Linked DNA regions of Homo sapiens: region 2 is linked to region 1. Evidence: read pairs that join two places in POLR2A ChIA-PET (ENCODE). Cell type or tissue: OCI-LY7. All regions are shown on one strand. Links, peaks and the distances in the headings refer to the core of each region. The heading gives the core; the rest is flanking DNA. Region 1 holds the start of LOC105370832 (a long non-coding RNA gene). Region 2 overlaps ZNF280D (zinc finger protein 280D).

The links. ChIA-PET counts read pairs that join two places held together with the same protein. Peaks named below come from ENCODE experiments on the same cell type or tissue, not always from the same donor. Only the 100,000 strongest peaks of a DNase experiment are listed, where the experiment ranks them.
Region 2: POLR2A ChIA-PET joins it to region 1 with 6 read pairs; 2 of 35 experiments call an interaction of 5 or more read pairs at or near these places.

The regions. Positions count from the first base shown.
Region 1 is chr15:56,599,108-56,606,630 of GRCh38, reverse strand. It overlaps LOC105370832 (a long non-coding RNA gene), which reads left to right and starts at 1,035. Exons shown (of 4, transcript XR_007064652.1): 1 at 1,035-1,255. In OCI-LY7, for the core only: no CTCF peak of the experiment used is centred there; a DNase peak (open chromatin) is centred at 4,170.
Region 2 is chr15:56,665,343-56,672,865 of GRCh38, reverse strand. It overlaps ZNF280D (zinc finger protein 280D), which reads left to right. Exons shown (of 22, transcript NM_017661.4): 14 at 3,909-4,043; 15 at 5,880-6,187; 16 at 6,331-6,471. Among named protein-coding and RNA genes, the nearest start is that of ZNF280D, 64 kb to the left of the region's middle. In OCI-LY7, for the core only: no CTCF peak of the experiment used is centred there; no DNase peak of the experiment used is centred there.

The sequences.
Region 1 (7,523 bases), core at 1,176-6,175:
AAAAATACTTGACAAAATCCAACACTTTTTCATGATAAAAACTTAGAAAACTCACTTTGGGAGGCTGAGGCGGGCAGATCACGTGTTCAGGAGATTGAGACCATCCTGGCTAACACGGTGAAACCCCTTCTCTACTAAAAATACAAAAAATTAGCCAGGCGTGGTGGCAGGCACCTGTAGTCCCAGCTACTCTGCAGGCTGAGGCAGGAGAATGGTGTAAACCCGGGAGGCAGAGCTTGCAGTGAGCCAAGAACGTGCCACTGCACTCCAAGAAAACTAGGAATGAGAGGGAACTTCCTCAACATGAGAAAGGGCAATTATGAAAAACTCGTAGCAGAAATCATACTCAGTGGTGCAAGACTAAAATCCTTTTCCCCAAGATCAGGAACAAGACAAACATGCCTGCTTTCACCACAGCTATTTGACATTGTATTGGAAGTTTTAGCCAAAACAGATAGATGGATGGATGGATAGATAGATAGATAGATAGATAGATAGATAGATAGATAGATAGATGAAAGATAAAATGGCATCCAGATTAAAAAGGAAAAAGTAAAACTATTCACAGATGATATGATCTTATATGTAGAAAATCCCAAATAATCCACAAGAAAGCTACTAGAGCTAATAAATTCCGTAATTTGTAAGATACAAGATCAACGTGCAAAAATCATTTGAGTTTCTGTATACCACCAATGAATAACCCAAAAAGGAAACCAAGAAAATAATTGATATGGTTTGGCTCTGTGTGCCCACCCAAATCTCATGTTGAATTGTAATGCCAAATGTTGGAGGTGGGGCCTGGTGGGAGGTGTTTGGATCATGGGGATGGTTTCTAATGGTTTAGCATCATTCCCGCAGTGCTGTCTCATGATAGAGTTCTCACAAGATCTGATTGTTTAAAAGTGTGTAGCACCTCCATCTGCTTGTGCTCTTCTTCCTGTTCCAGGCATGTAGGATGTTCGTCCTTCCCCTTCACCTTCCACCACCATTGTAAGTTTCCTGAGGCCTCCCTAGCCAAGCTTCTGTACAGCCTGTGAAACTGTGGTCAATTAAACCTCTTTTCTTTGTAAATTACCTATTCTCAGGTAGTTCTTTATAGCAACGTGAAAAGAGACTAATACAACAAACAATCTACTTACAATAGATCTGAGAATAAAATACCTGGGAATAAATTTAACCAAGAGGTGAAAGACCTGGACACTGAAAACTACAAAAAATTGCTGGCAGAAGTTAAAGAGGAACGAATTAAATGGTAAGACATACCGAGTCCATGGATTAGAAGACTTACTATTGTTAAGATGGCAATACCCAAAGCAGTCTACAGATTCAATGCTATCCCTGTCAAAACTCCAATAGCCTTTCTTTTCTCAGGAATGGAAAAGCCAATATTCAAACCTTTATAGAATTGTAAGGGGCCCCAAATAGCCAAAACAGAATAACAAAGTTGGAGGGCAAACACTTCTTGATTTCAAAACTTACTATAAAGCTACAGTAATCAAAACAGTGTGGTGCTGGCACAAGAATAGACATATGAATGTACTTAATACCACTGAATTGTACACTGAAAATGGTTAAGAGTAAATTTTATCTTACATATATATAGCAACAAAAAATGAAAAAAATCTGCCATACCTATAGGTTTATTTCTGGATTCTCAGTTCTATTCCATTTATCTATATGTCTATTCTTGTGACAGTTCATCTCCAGAATTCTTGCATCTAGTAAAAGTGAGACTCTATACCCGTTAAGTAATTACTGTACATTGCCCACTTTCCCTATCCCCTGGCAATCACAATTCTATTTTCTACCTGTTTAATTTTGACTATTCTAATACCTCATAAAAGTGGAATAATGTAGTATTTGTCTTTTTTGTGACTGGCTTATTTCACTTAGCATAATGTCCTCAAGGTTTATTCATGTTGTAGTATATGTCAGAATGTACTTCCTTTTCAAAGCTGAATAATACTCCGTTTTGTATATCCATTCATCTGTTGATGGACACTTGGGTTGTTTCCATATTTTAGCTATTGTGAATGATGCTGCTGTGAACTTGAGTGTACAAATATCTCTTCAAGACCCTGGTTTTAATTTTTGCGTGTAAGAAAGAGTGAAGCTATATAAAAATAAACCCAGTGCTCTTGCTATAGTCTAGAAAGAGGAATTGCTGTGGTTAGGATCCAGGCTTCCCAATTTTAAGCCTTTAAGGGTTAAAACTAGGACAGCTATTGACCTAGAACATCCTAACACATAATAGGCATTCAATGAAGGGCCGATTGAATAACTTAACTTGAGAAAGGCAATAGGATAGGCTGAAAGTAGCAGCTTGATGATGAATGTTGTGGCTTTCAGAAGCATGGTTACTGATGCCAAGTTATTATTGATACATTAGGATAAATTTAAAACCTAATTCTCGAGGCTACCTGATGCCACTAGCAGAAAACAATCAGTCCTTTCCTAGGATAGATGGTGGGAACCTTTACCACTAAAACATTATTTTCAGACTAAACACAAGGCTTCTAAACCTACTTCCAGATTACAACATCAATAAATAAAAAGATATGAATTTATTGCTGGATTCAACCAACAATTAAACTCCTGTAGTAGTTAAACACACTATCTTATCCTAAATGCCAAAAGTGTTTTCAGGATGAGGAAGATGAAGCAGCATGGGTTTAAAACTTGGTTTTGGTTATTATTATTAAAGCCAATTTATGGGCAGTGCTTTTCTAGAAAAATAAAAACTTTTTTATTCTCAGAACTTTGTTACTTCACTTCACTAATGTGTCAAGTAAGTATTACTGGACCATATCAACTCTTCTTGAAGTATGTACCACACCTTGGTTCTAAGGCATGCAAACAGAAATTCTGTGTAAATAAGAATTACCTGGAAAATAAATAAATATCATTACATCTGGATTAGGCAACAATAGGTGAGTTTCTGTATTTCAGAATTTCTCAGCATGAATCTACAAGTGGGATGTATAGTATATGGCTTCCTATAAGGTTATTTGACTTTTTATTTTTGAGAAAGATTTCTCAAGAGTAGAGCTCCTCAAAACAAATTTTGATAAATACTATTCTGGACGATTAGCATTTTTAGGAGCTGGGAAACTGTGGCCCATGGACCAAATCTATATGCTGCCTGTTTTTGTACAGCCTGCAAGCTAAGAGGAGTTTTTACATTTTTTAATGGTTCAGAAAAAACAGTATATCTTATGACACCTGAAAATTACATAAAATTTAAATTTCAGTGATGAATGCAAATGTATTAGCATACAACTATGCTCATTTGCTCACATATTGCCTATGGCTGCTTTTACACTACAATGGTAGAGTTGAGTAGTTGCAACAGAAATCATATGTGTCACTCTTATTAATTCACACTGCTGCTGAGTGCACTATAAGTCACAGTAATGTAGGTATAACGGGATAGAATTCCAAGTGTACCACCATACCACAATATTTTTTTTTGTTACTAGTCTTACCAATCATGTCAAAACAAAGGAAGGGAATAGTAGACTCTAAATGTCATGTTTTAAAGACGCAGTGAAGTGTGGATTATTTTGCTGTCAAATTAGATGGCAAAGTGTTGTATTTATCATGGAATAACATTAGAGTTGTGCTATAAGAATGTAGTATACATCTGCTTGCTGGACTAAACACTTATCATGATATTCCCAACTCTCAGGAATACAATGGTCAGAAAAATTAAAAAATTTAAAACAATATTTTATTATAACATAACTTATTTACAAAGAAACAGTGAAGGAGACTGTAACCAAAGTGAGTTTCCAAGTGGCTCGTTTGTTAGTCACATGAAGAAAGCCATTTACCACTGGTAGGTTAATTAGATTGTTTGATTGCAAGAGAGAAAAAAATGTGTCTAGAGAAAATTATTTATGACTATTAGGCTTATGGTGAGAACAGTTACTTGAAGAGAAGAAACATCAGTAACAAACTAAAGAATAAGGGCAAATGATTTCAAGTTGTTTTCCTTGACTGGATGAGTCCACAGATCATATTGCTGCTGATCATTTGTTTATTCCTAAAGACAATGCCAAATTTGAGGTGAAATAAGTATTAGACTCTTTATATAGAGAAACTACAGGTGAGATTTATTTTCACAGAAGTTGGGAAAACATTAATTCAGTAAAATCTGAAGTGGAATCTACTAAGATGTGTTATAATGGATGGTGGTAAAAACATCTGGAGCAGGCAAAGGCTTTGGTTGACAAATTTATAAAGGTTGTGAAAGTGTAAGTTGATTAAAGCCTTGGTTTTTCATTGTATTACTCATCCGTAGGTATTTTGAGGAAAATATTTGAATCTATCATGTGATATTGAACCGGTAGAACAACAATGAACTTCATTTGCTCTTGTGGACTTCATTACTTCCAAGAATTTTTGTCTGAAGTATAAGTTGAATACTTAGATTTTCCCCATCAAACAGTAGTTTTATGGCTTAGCAGTGGTAAAGTTTTACTGTGATTTTTGAGCTCAGGGCTGAGATTGCAATTTTTCTGAACAATAAGAACCACCTCAACCAGTATATCAAACACTGAATGGCTTTAGAAATTACCTTTTGCAGCAAACTTGATAGTTGTTTAATAAATTCAACCCAAAATTACAAAGCAAAACAATGCTTAGGATGTGAAACTTATACTGAATTAAAGTCATTTTGACAATTAATTTTTAAATCATAAAAAATGACAAGTAGCTTTATATACTTCCCATGCTAGCAAAAATTGAAACAAGAAACAAGATCTTCAATACTATACCATTTGCAGTAGATATATTTTCCAAGCTCAAACTGCCTTTCCAGTAGAGTTTTTGGGACTTTGATGCAAGTGCAAAGGGAATTTCCATATTTTGAAATTAATTTAACGGTGAAATTGAGGAGCTTCCACCTAACCGTTTAACTAGAAAGTGATTAACCTGCAATGTAATGACATGCTAAAATGAGATTCTGTAAATGCCTTCCAAATGATGAGTATGTTCAATAAAAGTCACATGAGTGGCTCAATATTAGTATTTTATAGTAGTTACTGTGTATAAAAAGATATTTTTAATGATGAAATACATAAAAGCTCATCACAAATTAGCATTAACATATAAACAGTTGCAAATGATTTTTATGATAGGGAACACTAACTATGAATCCCAATTTAGCAAAAATATTATCCCTGCCATTAAAAAAAAAAGTTCAGTTCTTCTCACTAGTAGACAACTATAACAAAAATTTGTACTCAATTTTTATTATATTTTGATTTTCATCAATTAAAAATTTGTGGAAATTTGTTTTCCCTCTTGTTACATAAAAATCTGTACAGTATCTTCAATTTTGCCTGTTGGCCCACAGAGTCCAAAATATTTACTATCACAACTTTTTATTAAGAGACAAGGTCTCTGTCTGTCACTGAGACTTCAGTCCAGTGGTGCGGTCATAGCTCGCTGCAGCCTTGAACTCTTGGGCTTAAGTGATCCTTCTCACCTCAGCCTCCTGAGTAGCTGGGACTACAGGCACATGCAATTGTTTCTATGTTTTGTAGAGATTGGGGGGGTCTCACTTTGTTGCCCAGGCTGGTCTTGAACTCCTGGCTTCAAGTGATCCTCCCATCTTGGCCTCCCAAAGTGTGGGATTATAGGTGTGAGTCACCACACCTAGCCACTATCACACCTCTTGACCCATAAAAAAGCCTTTACAAAAAAGGCTTGCTGAATTCTTAAACAGACCATTGAATTAGAATAGGAAGCCCAGAGCAAAAACATGCATAGATGGATGAACCTGGATTTAGTAAAAGGTGGTACTGCAGTTTAGAGAGGAAAGAAAAGTCTATTCAGATGAAAAAACATAAACTTTACCCTACCTCACATCATCATGAAAACAATTCAGGGTGGATTATAAATCTATGTGTGAAAAACTAAATAATAAAACTTTGACAGATAATATAAAAAGAATGTCTTTATGACTTTGAAATATAGAAAAGTTTCTTGAACAGAATACAAAAAGTATTAACCATAATTGATAACTGATAAATTATCAATTTTATATATAATTGATAAATTATCGATTATATATAAGAAATTATATATAAAAGAAAATTGATAAATTTTACTATATTATAAGATCCAGTTATCAAAATATACCATGAAGAGAATAAAGAGGCAAGTGACAGTGTGATATAGTTTGGATGTTTGTCCCTCCAAATATCATGTTGAATTGTGATCCCCAATGTTAAAGGTGGGTCCTAGTAGGAGGTGTTTGGGTCATGGGGGAGAATTCCTCATGAAGGGCTTGATGTCCTCCCCCGTGGTAATGAGTGCATTCTTACTCTGTTAGTTCACATGGAATCTGGCTGTTTAAAAGAATCTAAGACCTCCCTCTTCTCTTTCCTGTTCTTTCTGGTCATGTGATACACCTCGCTCTTTACCTTCCAGCATGATTGTAAGCTTCGTGAGGCCTTCAACAGAAACAGCCACCAGCACCACACTTCCTGTACAGCCTACAGAATCATGAGTCAAAATAAACTTTTCTTTATAAATTACCCCCTCTTAGGTATTCCTTTACAGCAATGAAAACAGCCTACTACACAGTGCTTTAGATTTAAATTGACAAATCTGTGACAGCAAAAGTTTCAGTAAGTGGCCCTTGTAGGTATCAAGTTCCATTTCAAAAGGATAGCAATCACAAAGCTCAAGGTTTACAGAAAAGAGAGCTAACAATCTTACCTTTCCTAGTTAGTAGAATTTATAATAAATCTAGAATACAAATTCTCAAATATGAAACAATTTATAAAATGAGCAATGACTTGTTCTTATTGCTATTAAGCAGTACTTTGAAAAGAACACAGTAGATGGTACTAGAACTAAGATGTTCAAACATTTTACAAATAAATTATGCATTTTTCATTCATATTATACCAACCACAACATTTTAAAGGCACTAGTTCTATTAGATACAAAATTAAACCTGATTAAATTGAAAAGAAAACACATTACAATGCAATTATCCATGTGGCTGTCATTTAGAGCCCTGGCTCCACTGAAATAATCATTAGAATAGTAAATAAACCTCAACAAAACCAGTGTGCTATTTTACATTAGTAAATGCGTTAGCTTTATTGTAGCTGGTGGGCAAAACAATTGATGAAACTCCTGGAGGATGACACATTTCACAGTGAGATGTTTTTCCATCCTTTATCTGATAAATATAGGAACCATCAGCAGTTTAAATGTGGCCAGTTTAGGTCAATAAAAACTATGAATATACATTTTTTAAGTTAGTATTTCAAATTCAGTAATAGAATCCAACAGACAGATGTTAATGTGCCTCAATCAAATTCTTCTATGGCTTTTATATATAATTGCTGAAATAATCATCTGATGACTAGAGTATTAGTCATAACAATTTTTCTCATGTAACCTAATCCTTCATTTTAAAAAGAGTTTTTAAAAATTGGCCAGCGCTGTGGCTCAGGCCTGTAATCATAGCATTTTGGGAGGCTGAGGCGGGTGGATCA
Region 2 (7,523 bases), core at 904-5,903, 67 kb before region 1:
TGTGTTAAGAAAAAAAAAACTTAAGATCCAGCTATTAATAGAATTGTAACACATATTTATATATTGCTTTGAATTTTATAAAGAACTTTCATTTATGAAGTGCTTGCTGTATGCCAGTAACTGTGCTAGGTACTTCCTTATATATTACTTCACTTGATTTTTATAAATAATTGGTTGTGCCAAAAACAAACAAACAAACAAACACACACAAAAAAAACCACACACACAAAACTTCAGGCCAATATCCTTGATGAACCTCGATGCAAAAATCTTCACCAAAATACTGGCAAACTGAATCCAGCAGCACATCAAAAAGTTTATTCACCATGATCAAGTAGGCTTTATCCCTAGGTTGGAAGGTTGGTTCGACATATGCAAATCAATAAATGTGACTCATCACAAACAGAACTAAAGACAAAAATCGCATGATTATCTCAATAGATGCAGAAAAGGCTTTTGATAAAAGTCAGTATCTCTTCATGTTAAAAACTCTCAATAAACTAGGTACTGAGGGAACATACCTCAAAATAATAAGAGCCATATATGACAAACCCACAGCCAGTATCATACTGAATGGGCAAAAGCTGGAAGCATTCCCCTTGAAAACCAGCACAAGACAAGGATGCCCTCTCTCACCACTCCTATTCAACATAGTACTGGAAGTTCTGGCCAGGGCAATCAGGCAAAAGAAAGAAACAATGCACATTCAAATAGGAAGAGAGGAAGTCAAACTATCTTTGTTTGCTGATGACATGATCCTATATCTAGAAACCCCATCATCTCAGCCCAAAAGCTTCTTAAGCTGATAAGCAACTTCAGCAAAGTCCCAAGGTACAAAGTCAATGTGCAAAAATCACTAGCTTTTCTATATACCAATAACAGGCAAGCCAAGAACCAAATCATGAATGAACTCCCCTTCACAATGGCCAGAAAAAGAATGAAATACCTAGGAATACAATTAACAAGGGAAGTGAATGATCTCTGCAGTGAGAACTATTAAACAGATCACTGCTCAGAGAAATCAGAGATGACACAAACAAATGGAAAAACATTCCATGCTCATGGATAGGAAGAATCAATATCATGAAAATGGCCATACTGCCCAAAGTAATTTATAGATTCAGTGCTATTCCCATTAAACTACCATGGACATTCTTCACAAAACTAGGAAAAGCCATTTTAAAATTCATATGGAACGAAAAATAGCCCGAATAGCCAAGTCAATCCTAAGCAAAAAGAACAAAGCTGGAGGAATCACACTACCTGATTTCAAACTATACTACAGGGCTATAGTAACCAAAACAGCTTGGTACTGGAACAAGAACAGATGCATAGAACAATGGAATAGTATAGAGAACCCAGAAATAAAACCGCACACCTACAACCATCTGATCTTCGACAAACCTGACAAAAACAAGCTATGGGGAAAGGATTCCCCTATTCAATAAATGGTCATTGGGAAACTGGCTGGCCATAGGCAGAAAACTGAAACTGGACCCCTTCCTTACATCATACACCAAAATTAACCCAAGATGGATTAAAGACTTAAATGTAAAACCTAAAACTATAAAAACCCTAGAAGAAACCTAGGCAATACCATTCAGGACATAGGCATAGGCAAAGGCAAAGATTTCATGATGAAGACACCAAAAGCAATTGCAACAAAAGCAAAAATTGACACATGAGATCTAATTAAAGAGCTTCTGCACAGCAAAAGAAACTGTCAACAAAGTAAGCAGACAACTTACAGAATGGGAGAAAATTTTTGCAAACTATGCATCTGACAAAGGTCTAATATCTACATCTATAAGGAATTTAAGCAGATTTACAAGAAAGAAACCAACCCCATTAGAAAGCGGGCAAAGGATATGGACACGTCTCAAAAGAAGACATACATGCGGCCAACAATGATATGAAAAAAAACTCAACATCACTGATCATTAGGGAATGCAAATCAAAACTACAGTGAGATACCATCTCACACCTGTCAGAATGGCTATTATTAAAAGATAAAAAAATAATAGATGCTAGCAAGGTTATGGAGCAAAGGAGTGCTTTTATACTGTTGGTGGGAGTGTAAATTAACCATTGTGGAAGAGAGTGTGGCAATTCCTTGAAGACCTAGAGACAGAAATAGCATTCCACCCAGCAATCCCATTGCTGGGTATATACCCAAAAGAATATAAATCGTTCTGTTAAGACATATGCACACATATGTTCTTTGTAGCACTATTCACAATAGCAAAGACATGCAATCAGCCTAGATGCCCATCAGTGGTGGACTGGATGAAAAAAATGTGGTACATATACACCATGGAATACTATGCAGCCAAAGAAAGGAATGAGATCATGTCCTTTGCAGGGACATGGATGGAGCTGGAGGCCATTATCCTTAGCAAACTAATGCAGGAACAGAAAAATACCGTGTTTTCTCATTTATAAGTGGGAGCTAAATGATGAGAACACAAGACACATAGAGGGGAACAACACATACTTAGGCCTGCCAGAGGGCAGAGGGTGGGAGGAGAGAGAGGATCAGGAAAAATAACTAATGAATGCCTGGGTGATGAAATAATCTGTACAAAAAACCTCCGGGATACACGTTTACCTGTGTATCAAACCTGCACATCCTGCACATGTTCCCTGAGCTTAAAAGTTAATAAATAAATAAATAAACAGTTGTATTTCAATGGACATAGTGATGTATCTGGCAGAGATACAGCTTTAGATAAGGCATTCCTTTATAATTATATGTTGTATAATTATGTGTGTGTGCATGTGTATATATATATATATATGTAAAACAACATATAACTACAAAAGAGTGGTTTCTCTAAAACCACTATATATATATATTATATATATATAATATATATATATAATATATATATTATATATATATAATATATATATATAATATATATATATAATATATATATAATATATATATAATATATATATATTATATATATATATAATATATATATATATAAAATATATATATATATAAAATAATGAGGGTAAAAATTGCAGTTGATAATCTGTAGTAGAAAGAACACTGGATCAGGGCCCTGGTAATGTCAGTAACTAGCTATGGGGAAGTGCCTTAGCATTTTTTTGGGTCCCATTTCCCATCTGTAGAATAATGACAGGACTGGGTTTGAGGAGGGACTCAGTCAAGGGGTTCTCAGTAAGTTCAGTTGTTCTGTTTTATGCCTCTTCATCCACATTGTCTGATGTAGTAGCTACTAGCCACATATGGCTTTTTAGATTTAAATTAATTAAAGTTAAACAGTATTAAAAATGTAGTTCCTTAGTCACAGTGGCCACATTTCAGGTGCTCAATAACCACATGTGGCTAGTGGCTACTGTGTTGGACAATACAGCTCTCAAATATTTCATTATCATAGGAGATATTATTGGACAGCATTGGTTTATGTAACCACTTCTATAAAATAACCTTCTTTGAAATGTCTGGTTAGATTTATTTGGTTTTAGAGAGTTTAATTTATTTTACCAACTTTTCAACCAACTAGAAATAGCAAAAATTAGAAATAATTTCCTTTTTCTAGGATAAAAACGTAGTACATCTCATTTTCAAAGTATGTGTTTACTTCAAGTTTATAATCGAAAGAGATTTCTCACCACAATTAATAGAAGTTTTATTAGAACCTATTGATAGAACTTTCATGTACAGTTCTTACATAGTAGCGAACACTTTTGAAACCCAAATACTAATGTAATGACTTTTAAAAAATGAGGCATTTTATATTATTATGATAGGAGATGTTAAACCGCAAGTTTTTACATTATTTAGGTATCATTAAAATTAAGTCAGCAGTTTCAGGACACAGGATTTGTAGTTTTTGAAATTATTTTTCCCCCTTTTTCTGTTTTTTTCTAAACAGAAAAAAGGAATACATCGTTGTACAAAATGCAGGCTGCAGTTTTTGACATGCAAGGAGAAAATGGATCATAAGACTCAACACCATCGAACATTTATAAAACCTAAACAACTAGAAGGATTGCCTCCTGGAACAAAAGTGAGTTAAAATATATTGTATTTTAACATTTTGTATGATAATAGAAATTAACTCCTGCCCGGCTTTATATATTGAATGTATTTTTAAATGACTTCAGATTTTTGCTCAGACTCTAATTTTAGGTTTTAATTTTATGTGTAGAAGGAAAAACTTCTAACCATTGTTTTGAGTTCAGTGATAGCTGTTAGGTTAGAGTAGTAGTCCTTTTTAAAAAGTACAACTCAATTAACTTTTCCTGGGTCAATGGGTTGTTTCAATATTTTATAGGCTATTTTTGAGCTTTCAGTTGAAAGTGTATATGTTGACTTTAGTTGCTAAACTATAAGATGCTTGAGATCAGGAATCATGTTTTATTTATCTTTGTGTCCCCAGCATCTGGTACAGTGCCTTGAGTTCCATAAGTTCTCAGATGTTTGTTGCAGTTGTTATTACTGAGTTTACTCTGAGAAGCAAGTTCTACTGCTGGATAGCATTGTGTTTTAAGTGAGCAAACACATGTCTGACTGCATACTGATGATTGTAATTTACTTTTCCCTTTTTGCCTTATGTACATCTGTTTTCTCTGACTTCTTTATATACAGTCAGCTCTTGAATATTTGCTCCAGTGGAGGGAAACAGAGGCATGGATAATCCAAAGTGAATAATCCCCAAAACATTTATTTTTGGCTTTGGGTACTTTCCTTTGAATGTGGGTATGTCTGTTATTTGAATTAACTAAAACAATATAAAGCCATGCTCTGAAGACATGATAGCAAGAGAAGCTATCCAGCATCCTTCCCTGCAATCCATTCATTCCATGTTGGGACTAGACATGCAGAACACTAATGTAAGCAGTGCAGTCCTCTCTCATTTTTTCCCTTATTAATAATAATAATATTAATGATAATGATACTAAATGTTTTTATAGCACCTTAGAATTAGACTTTCAGTGTACTTTTTCATACATTCTGTTGTCTAATTCATACCACAATCCACTGAGGTTAATAAGGCAGGTATTGCCCCATGTTATAGATGTGAAGAAGCATAGAGAGGATAAGTTCCTTGTTCAAGGTCACATGGCTAGGAAGGCCTTTTGATTCCTGGTCCAGTGCCATTGTATGTTACCCAAGCACATGTATGTCATAGGACTTCCTTATTGACTGTTCCTCAAATACCGGAGGAGGGTATAGTCAAATGATTAACCAGAATGTTGGTAGGCACTTGTGTTTTTCATTGTCAACCAACAGATGAAATTAAACATTTTCTCATTCTGAATACTAAATGATGAACTTTGTATTAGTTTACTTTAAGAAATTTCTGAATATTATTTAGCCCTCTATGCAGTATAATAAATTGATGTAACTCCTCCCATAACATTTGTAAGCATAAATCTTGGGCACTGAGCCCCTGGAAAGAGGAGATCACATTTACTGTAGATCTGTTTCTTTTATAGTTGTTAAAGGGTAATTTAGGCCTTTCTAGAATTATTTTTCAGGCTTGAGATTTAAATTTTGAGCTCTATGCTTGTGAATTTCTTAAAGTTAAGTCAGGGCATAAAAATAGCTATGGAATGTGCTCTTTGTATATTCATATAATTTGTATTAACTCCTAATTATTCACTGATAACTGTGTTAACATATAACTGATATCAATACAAAAATGTAATATTACAACTTAATATCAAGTTTAATATCATTTAATAGTTTGAACATTTAGAATAAATGGGAGACTTACCTGATTGTAGTTTATATGTGCTTTTTTCAAAATTCTTGATTTTTAACTATTTTTGTACCATGATATTTTAATATTAATGTACTGATTAATCTCTTAAAGCAAATCTTCTCTTTATTTTTGTAGGTTACTATTCGAGCTTCAGTTGGACCTCTGCAATCAGGAGCTTCACCTACACCTTCCATTAGTGCAAGTGCTTCTACCCTTCAGCTCTCACCTCCAAGGACTAAAAATATAACTGCTAAAAATCCTGCAAAATCTAATACAAGTAAACCTAATACAGTCAAATCCAACGCAAGTAAACCTAATACAAGTAAGCCTAATGGAAGTAAATCTAAATACAAACCAAAAATCTCTAATATGCAAAAGAAACAAAGCACATTGGCTAGTAGCAATAAAAAAAGTAAAGTCAATACAGCATTGAGGAATTTAAGGTAATCTTTTATTCCTGATATACAATATAATTTAAACTTAAGTATAAAAACTTATACTTTAGTTAAGAGAACATTATTAAGGCTCTTCCTTATTATTTTTGTTTTAAAATATATTTTTATCATTTTTTTAATGTCTCCCTAAGGTATCGTCGGGGCATTCACAAATGCATTGAGTGTTGTTCCGAAATAAAAGATTTTGCAAACCACTTTCCTACGTACGTCCACTGTAGTTTTTGCAGATACAACACTAGCTGTAGCAAAGCCTATGTAAATCATATGATGAGGTAAGATGAATTAAATGTGTAAATTGCCAATTAAAATTATAGTTCAGCAAGTTTCTGTTTCAAAAACAAAGTTATCCTATTAGAAGCCAGTTTTTCTCTTCAAGGAGCTAAAAGGATCTAACAATAAGGAACTTTTAGGATATTGCCTGGTCCTATTTCTCAGCATAGTAACTAGAAATTATGGGACTAAAATTGTAAGAAAAATTAAGCTAATGAAATTAGAATAGGTTTGTTAGGGTAATAGTTTTTCTTTTTTATTTTTTTGAGATGGAGTCTCGCTCTGTTGCCCAGGCTGGAGTGCAGTGGCATCAGCTCACTGAAACCTCTGCCTCCCAGGATCAAGCAATTCCCCTGCCTTCGCCTCCTGAGTAGCTGGGACAACAGGTGTGAGCCACCATGCCTGGCTAGTTTTTGGATTTTTAGTAGAGACAGGGTTTCACCATGTTGGCCAGGCTGGTCTCAAACTGCTGACCTCAAGTGATCTGCCCGCCTTGGCCTCCCAAAGTGCTGGGATTACAGGCATGAGCCATTGCACCCGGCTGGGAAATAGTTTTTCCATGGAACTTTTTATTGCCCCATTGGTGTTTCAATAATGGTTACTTTCCAACAGAATTTTAAATTTTTAAATATATTTACTAAATAAATACTTGTAATCTCATGAGCGTCATCCTCCTTTTTTTTTTTTTTTTTTGAGACGGAGTCTCGCTGTGTCGCCCAGGCTGTAGTGGCGTCATCCTCTTTAAAGCAGTCACTTTGAGAGACTTTAAGATTTTCAGTGGAGTCTGTTTCTCTTTCTGTATTCCAACTGTCTTTTTATCCATCTGTCAGGCCATCTATACTTGCATCCATTCAGTGAAAATGAGACACCATTCCACCATGATGCCACTTTTGGAATTCTTTTTCATTAATTCATTCAACTTAGATTATTTGAGTACTTACTATTTACACTATGTTAGGAAAAGCCTTCAGAGTCTGCATTATTTTCATTTTTAGATCTCATTAGGGGAATACTTTATTCCTTCAGAATGGGTTTGTATTTTTTTTAAGTAGGC